3 separate regions of the Homo sapiens genome follow, and all the other regions are linked to region 1. A link is a loop called in an ENCODE intact Hi-C map of the cell type or tissue named here. Cell type or tissue: heart right ventricle. All regions are shown on one strand.

What was found. A loop is a pair of places that touch in the nucleus more often than their neighbours do. Peaks named below come from ENCODE experiments on the same cell type or tissue, not always from the same donor. Only the 100,000 strongest peaks of a DNase experiment are listed, where the experiment ranks them.
Region 2: a loop joins it to region 1, with 4 times the contacts of the local background. A loop is called at or near these places in 6 of 110 quality-filtered maps.
Region 3: a loop joins it to region 1, with 10 times the contacts of the local background. A loop is called at or near these places in 60 of 110 quality-filtered maps.

Annotation. Positions count from the first base shown.
Region 1 is chr17:32,658,487-32,660,986 of GRCh38, reverse strand. It overlaps MYO1D (myosin ID), which reads left to right. Exons shown (of 22, transcript NM_015194.3): 17 at 1,649-1,872. Among named protein-coding and RNA genes, the nearest start is that of CDK5R1, 170 kb to the right of the region's middle. In heart right ventricle, a CTCF peak has its summit at 1,486 (motif pointing left); a DNase peak (open chromatin) is centred at 1,486; H3K27ac peaks cover 598 bases.
Region 2 is chr17:32,908,770-32,911,269 of GRCh38, reverse strand. No RefSeq gene overlaps it. Among named protein-coding and RNA genes, the nearest start is that of H2BN1, 15 kb to the right of the region's middle. RefSeq lists cis regulatory regions at 1,167-1,249, 1,137-1,250, 1-1,761. In heart right ventricle, a CTCF peak has its summit at 1,193 (motif pointing right); a DNase peak (open chromatin) is centred at 1,179.
Region 3 is chr17:32,751,707-32,754,206 of GRCh38, reverse strand. All of the region lies in intron 11 of MYO1D (myosin ID), which reads left to right. Among named protein-coding and RNA genes, the nearest start is that of MYO1D-DT, 120 kb to the left of the region's middle. In heart right ventricle, no CTCF peak of the experiment used is centred here; no DNase peak of the experiment used is centred here.

The sequences.
Region 1 (2,500 bases):
CAAGGAGTCTTAAATTCCTCCCAATAAAAGAAAAAAGCAACAAACAGTAGGAAACTTAAAAATGTGTTTTGTCTAAGAAATTAAATCACATACTTTCACCCTGTAATTGTATTTTTTTGGCTTTTCAAGATGCTAAAGAAGGGAGCTTTATTTTTGCACTTGGGTGGAGGCGTAACAAAGCCATCTGTACAGTGGATTTGGCTACAAGGAAGGGAGCCATTTTGACTAAAAAGGGCTGCTGTACTGACGCCACATGAGATGACGAGTTAGTTTTTATTGCCTCATTGTCTTTAAACATTCTGTTTATATGTGAACTCTAGGTTACCATCACAAATTGCCCATGTGTCATGTTTCCCTTAAATGTTATGGTTTTTCTTGACCCATTGGGGTCCCTTGATGATCTTCTTGCACGTAGTGTGCAAACAAATCTGTATCGTGCAGCAGGCTGAAAAGGGAGAACACTGCAAGCACATGGTGTACTTTAGGAGTCCGCATGAGGACAAACCTAAAACAACTGAGTCAAATGAGGCATTGTGCAAGTTTTGCTTAGAGGAATTGGTGGGCACAGACGGGGATTTTTAAGAAGAAATAAAAGAAACCTGAGGGAGTCTGCAGAACCCATACTGTGGGCTTTGAACTAGAGGTTGAAAATCTTGGCTCTGAAAGGCCAGGGACTAGGGAGGGAAATAATATAATCAACCTAAGAGTTGGAACAGTTATTTAAGTAGCAGCAATAAATATACTGGGGCATGATGGCGATGTGTACAAGGAGTTCATCGAAGAAAGCAACTAGGGTTGTTTGGCATCTTGGAGACTGGTAGCAGAAAGGGAAAGAAAGGGGTTTACACTTCCATATTGTGGAAGAAGGAGTAAAGTGGTGGTGGAGAGGATATACAGGGGAAGAGCCAGTGATTAATTGAAGATCGCACCAAATTTGTTTTTGCTTGAGAAGTTGAGAAATATGGGTACCTGACAAAGGATCCTGAAAAAAAATAAGTATCTCTGACTTTACCATGCTTGGATGAAGTTGGCATTGAGGCGTTTATATAGTGTCATTGATTTGTGAGCACTGAAAAACTTTTAACAAAGATTCACAGGATATTAGTACGTAATCTGATTTACCCTTTACCCATGAATCTTTGAGAGTTTACATAGTGCCGCGGGAGAGGAGGTGCACAGGCTGTGTGTAAATCAGTTTGTAAATCCAAAGTGGCGTTACACCAGTGGCCAGCATGTATAATCTATGTAAAGTTAGGTTTCACAAGAAAACTATAGATGCTTATGGCATGATGTTCTGACTCATCTCGCTTCCCTTCAGCATTCCTAAAATATTTATCCAAAGATATTTGCATTTTGGCTTTCTTCTTTTCATGACAGTAGAGTTAAAACAGGACTCAGCTTCAGGCTCAGCACACACTTCAGTGTAGAATAATGAGCAGCTAGACAGCTGAAACAAAATGACTGATGTGACTCCCCACGCCATCTGTTGGTGGCAGGTGGAACTGACATGCTTTGGCTCTGGCTGATTTTTGTGCACACTTGCAAGTTGCCTGGTTGAGTTTGTAAGTAGAGGAGCTGCTATAATATCAAAGCCATCCACAACTCAGCCGGTCAATAACGTTTTCCTTTTTCTTTCTCTATTGTGAAGGTGTGGCGGGGCACCCTGGCCCGCATGCGGTACAAAAGAACCAAGGCAGCTCTGACAATAATCAGGTACTACCGGCGCTACAAAGTGAAGTCGTACATCCACGAGGTGGCCAGACGCTTCCATGGCGTCAAGACCATGCGAGACTACGGGAAGCACGTGAAGTGGCCAAGCCCTCCTAAAGTTCTTCGCCGTTTTGAGGAGGCCCTGCAGACGATTTTCAATAGGTAAGAACGTGCTGCTGTGTGCTGCATCCATTTATGGTGGCACAGTTAATACTATGCAAAGTCACAAGTCTGAGACCGTGATATTGACTCAGCTATTTGCTGTTATGACATTTACCTTTACCTTATGTTTTCAGTTTTGTAGATTTGGCTTTCAAAGAGCATCTGCTTACCCCTCAAAATAAAGGAACTGCCAATTTGTTTTTCCTGTAGCAGCTGACAGCAATGTGCCACAACCCCTGGACACAAGCCATAGTTAAGATAAGCTACTAGCATGCTGTTTCTACTTACTTTTATTAGCTAAAAATAAAACCACCACGCATAACTCAAACTAGAAAATCCATTAATCCTTTCAAAGCAGTGGTTCTCAATTCTGCTGCACCTTAGAATAACAAGGAGTTTAGGAAATATGCCAGCACCCAGGTCCTACCACCAGAGAGTCCTGTTTAATGGCGCTGGAGGGGTGGGGCCCAGGCAGAGGTCCTTTTTTAAAGTTTCCCACGTGATTTTAAAGTGCAGCCAAAGGGGAAAATAACTGTTTTTAGAGCGAGCTGTCTTTTAAATAAATAAAAACCCAAGTAAAATTTGGTACCTTTCCAACTGGTCTTTATTTTTTTATAACCTGCCCTGG
Region 2 (2,500 bases), 250 kb before region 1:
TACACCTCTAATGGAATTTCATTGCCATAAAACTTTTTTCTTTTTCCTTAATGTCTGTGAAATCTGCCTTGGTATAAATATCTAATAGTAATGCCTTAAACCAAAGCATTGTGTTGGTGTAAGAAACACTTTCATGTGCATTGTTTAATTTTTCACCATAACCATGTGCCATCACCACATCACCATTTTACAGATGTGGAAGCAGGTATGTGGCCAAGGGATGACCCGACTGCAAGTTCAGCACAGGCTCCTTCCACGACACCAGGCTGCCCTAAGTACAAAGTCCAGTTCAAACCGGGGAGTGTGAGATAAGAGATGGGGAAGAGGGATAGAGGTGAGTCAGAAACAGTCTTCCTCCATTTCTTGACCACCTTAGAAACCACCTCCCTCACCTACCCCATGCCTCAGTGACCCTCTTGTGTTTGAACTCAAACCTGATTTACTAACCTCTTAAAGTGGAAGGGAAACAGCATGTCCTGGTACAGGGTAATTGATCAGAACAGTAAAAGTGCCTTAGGTTGCTGCAAAGGGGCTGTCCTGTCTTGGTCCTCTTTGTATTTCCCTATACCCTCTAACTAAGGGACACCCAACTTCTTGGCCCAGAAGTCATGCCCAGTACCTCTGATGACTGACAGGACTTTGGGAGGAATCTGCGTTTCTCTCTAGACTAAGCCAGATCCCAGTGCTTGGGTCAAGTGGAGCTGGAGACAGTGGAACCCTCTTAGAACCCCAGCAACAGTCAACTTTCGGGAGGTGGTGCTGAGAAGAGAGTCCTCACACAGTTCTGGGTCAGCCAGGATGGTATTTCCCCAGGACAACTGTGGGCTGGAAGAGGATTATGTCACTACCTGGCATTTTTCTAAATCCAAGCAGGGCTTTAGAATACCCAAAGCCATCCCAGGATTCAGGATCTGTCTCAGGACAGCAGGAACCTAGCAGAGAAGGCCAGGTCTGGGGTCTGGAGCTAACAGCCCCCAGATTGCCTTCAGTCCACTTCTAGTTACCCCCCTAAGCAGCAGCCTCTCCATCCCCTTGAAATGTCCAGGACCAATGGGACAGAATCCTGCAAGAGAGAACCATGGAGAGAATGGTGAGGGCTCTGATGCCTCCCAAGTGGAAAAAAACACACACTTCCGGATCTGCTGACAACCTAAAACCAAGAAGGTGCACTTCAAAGAGTGGTCACTGGGTGTCACCACTGCTTCTAAAGCAAGTGCCCTCATCTGTGAGCTAACGTTGAAGATTGCTGGGGAGAGAAATTCCTTCTTGGAGCCTCTGTTTACAGGCCTGACATCTTCTGTGCTTCCCTTGAGCTCCATGCCATTCTCACTCCTCTCACCCTCTGGTCCTACCATCTGGCCTGGATCACATAGGCCACCACGGAGTTGCTCTCTTGCTCTTCTCTCCTTCCCAGCTCTCTTGGCAGAACCCAAACTCCGTGTTCTCCATGCTGGCACTGGAGCACATAGTTAGGGAAAGTCACCCAAGACTGGCTTTGCTTTTGATTCATGATCACAAATCTCAAACAGGCACTTATTCCTAGTCATCCATCTGTCCGTAAGTGTCCAACTCTCACTTACTCCCTCAAACAACTTCATATCTAATCTTTAAACCTCCTATGCCCCTATTCTGCTTTACTTGTACCATTTAGAAAAGAAAAAAGAAATAGGTATCAACTCCATGTTTTCATCACCAAACATCTAAACCTTCCAAAATTTGTATCTATCTTCTCTTTCACCTCTACTCTGTATCTCATCTCCCTTTACTTTCTCAAGGTCCTTTGGCTTTCTCTACTTTCTTCTGGATTAATATCTCCCTCTCTGCTAGAGAATTCCCACCAATGAACAATTAAAATCTAGTATCACTCATCTTAAAAATCTTTATATACCAAGTGACTCTCCAGTTACCAGCCTGTGTCTCTCTTCTCTTTCAAACTAGATTTCACCTTTCATCTCAACACCATAAGAAAAAAAGCTGTCTCTACTAACTACCTCCCGTTCTCTCTTCAACTTGCTCAAATCTCGCTGATACCCACTGTGCTCCACTGAGTTGACTTCTCAAGATCACCATGACCCCCATGTCACCAAATGGACATAAATATCCTCACATTCCCACCAGGATTGTGAACACCAGTCTGACCATGTTCTCCCTCTTGGCTTCCATGACACCACCCTCTCCTGATTTTCTTAGATTTATCCTTGGTTTCCTTTGTTGGCTCCTCCACTGTCTGATTTTAAATATTAGAATTTTTCAGTCTTTTTCCTGGATAGTTTTCTCTTTTGCTTTTTACCCCATCTTCCTGGGTAATCTCATCCATTCCTGCTGATCTATACATTGCCTTTTGATGCTGATGGCTCCCAGATTTGTATTTTGGGCCCAGTCCTATCTATTTCACGTCTTCACTTGCAGGTTTCATAGGTATTTCACAATGAGCATGTCCAGAATGGAATTCTCAATTTCTTCCTCTCCCCAAAACACCTGTCCTGTGTTTAGTCTTCTC
Region 3 (2,500 bases), 93 kb before region 1:
TGTCCTATCTTTGAGGGAAAGTTTATAAATGCCCTTTATAATCACAGTTCAGGTTTGGAGACTCACTTAGCACGGTGCCTACCAGATGGTAGACATTTAATCAGTGTTTGTAAAGTTGAATTGAATTGTTCCCAATCATGTCAAATAAATCTTATTTAAATTTTCATTTAAATTAGCTATGAGTCTCACATGAGAAATCAAATCCACCTCATTTTGATATCTTCTACCTTGGCCATTTATATACCTGAATTAAATGTGTCAACCAAATATTTTGAAATATAATATCATTCCTTTTTTTTTTTTTTCTTTTGAGATGGAGTCTCACTCTGTTGCCCAGGCTAGAGTGCATGGTGCAATCTTGGCTCACTGCAACCTCCGCCTCCCGAGTTCAAGCAATTCTCCTGCCTCAGCCTCCCAAGTAGCTGGGATTACAGGCACCTGCCATCATGCCCAGCTAATTTTTGTGTTTTTGTAGAGACGGAGTTTCACCATGTTGGCCAGGATGGTCTTGAACTCCTGACCTCAGTTCATCTGCCCACATGGGTCTCCACAAGTGCTGGGATTACAGGCATGAGCCACCACGCCCAGCCATGTCATTTGTAAGAGTAACTGTACATACCACATCAGTATTTGCTACTGATTTGACATGAAATGCTAAATAGTAATTTGTCTGTGGAGAGGATTTTCTTTTTCTTTTTCAAATTTATGGGAGCCCAGGTTTCCCAACTTTCAGACCAAGTGGCTCTTTCTTTTGGTATCCCTAAGACAAGTGCTGAGGTAGTGATTATTTATTTGTTTATTTATTTATTTTTATTATTTTAGATCTGGGAGGTGTACATGTTCAGGTTTGTTACGTGGATATATTGCATAAAGGTAAACTTTGGGCCTCTAGCTTACCTATCACCCAGATAGTGAACATTGTACCCAATATGTAATTTTTCAACTCTCACCCCCTGCTTTTGGAGTCCCCAGTGTCTTATTTCCATCTTTGTGTTCATGCATATGCATTGTTTAGCTACCACTTACAAGCGAAAATGTACATTATTTCACCTAGTATAATGGCCTCCAGCTCTACCCCTGTTGCTGCAAAGGACATGGTTTCATTCTTTTTTATGGCTGCATAGTATTCCATTATATATATGTATATCACATTTTCTTTCTATCCAATCATTTGTCGATAGACACTTAGATTGATTGTTTCCATGACTTTGCTATTGTGAATAATGTTATGGTAAACATACGAGTACAAATATCTTTTCGTTATACCTGGTAGTGGAATTGCTAGATCAAATGGTAGTTCTATTTTTAGAACTACCATTTAAAAGAAATGTTTACATTCTTTGAGAAGTCTCCATACTGTTTCCCATAGAAGTTGTATTAATTTACATTCCCACCAACAATGTATAAGCATTTCCTTTTCTCCACATCCATGCCATCTGTTTTTGACATTTTTAGTAATAGCCATTCTGACTGGTATAAGACGATATCTTATTGTGGTTTCAATTTATATTTCTCTGATGATTAGTGATGTTGAACATTTTTTCAAATGTTTGTTGGCTGTTTGTATTTCTTCTTTTGAAAAATACCTGTTCATGTTCTTTGCCTACTTTTTAATGGGGTTATGTGATTTTTTTGTTATTTAGTTATTTGAGTTCCTTGTAGATTCTGAATATTAGTTCTTTGTTGGAGGCATAATTTACAGATATTTTCTCTGATTGTGTAGGTTGTTTGTTTACTCTGTTGGTTATTTCTTTTGCTGGGCAGAACCTTTTTAGTTTAATTAAGTCTCATTTGTTTTTGTCACATTTGTTTTTGAGGTCTTGGTCATAAATTCTTTGCCTAGGCCAATGTCCAGAAGAGTTTTTCCTAGGTTTTCTTCTAGGATTTTTATAGCTTCAGGTTTTATATTTAAGTCTTGAATTCATCTTAAGTTAGTTTTTGGGTATGGTGAGAGACAGGGGTCCAATTTCATTCTGCTGTATATGGCTAGCTATTTTTCCCAGTACCACTTAGTGAATAGCGTATGCTTTCTCCATTGTTTATTTTTGTCAACTTTGTCAAAGATCAGTTGATTGTAGGTATACAGCTTTATTTCTGGGCTCTCTGTTGTGTCCCATTGATCTATATGTCTATTTTTGTAACAGTGCCATGCTGTCTTGGTTACAATAGCCTTGTAGTATAATTTTGAAGACAGGGTAATGTGATGCCTCTGGTTTTGTTCTTTTTGCTTAGAATTGCTTTGGCTATTTGGGCTGTTTTTTGGTTCTATATGAACTTTAGGATTGTTTTTCTAATTCTGTGAAAAATGACATTGGTAATTTGATAGGAAATGCATTGAATTTTTAGATTGCTTTGGTCAGTATGGGCATTTTAATGACATTAATTCTTCCAATCCATGAGCATTGTATGTTTTTTCATTTTTTTGTGTCATCTATGACTTCTTTTGTCAGTGTTTTGTAGTTCTCCTTGTAGAGATCTTTCACTTCCCTGTTTAAATATA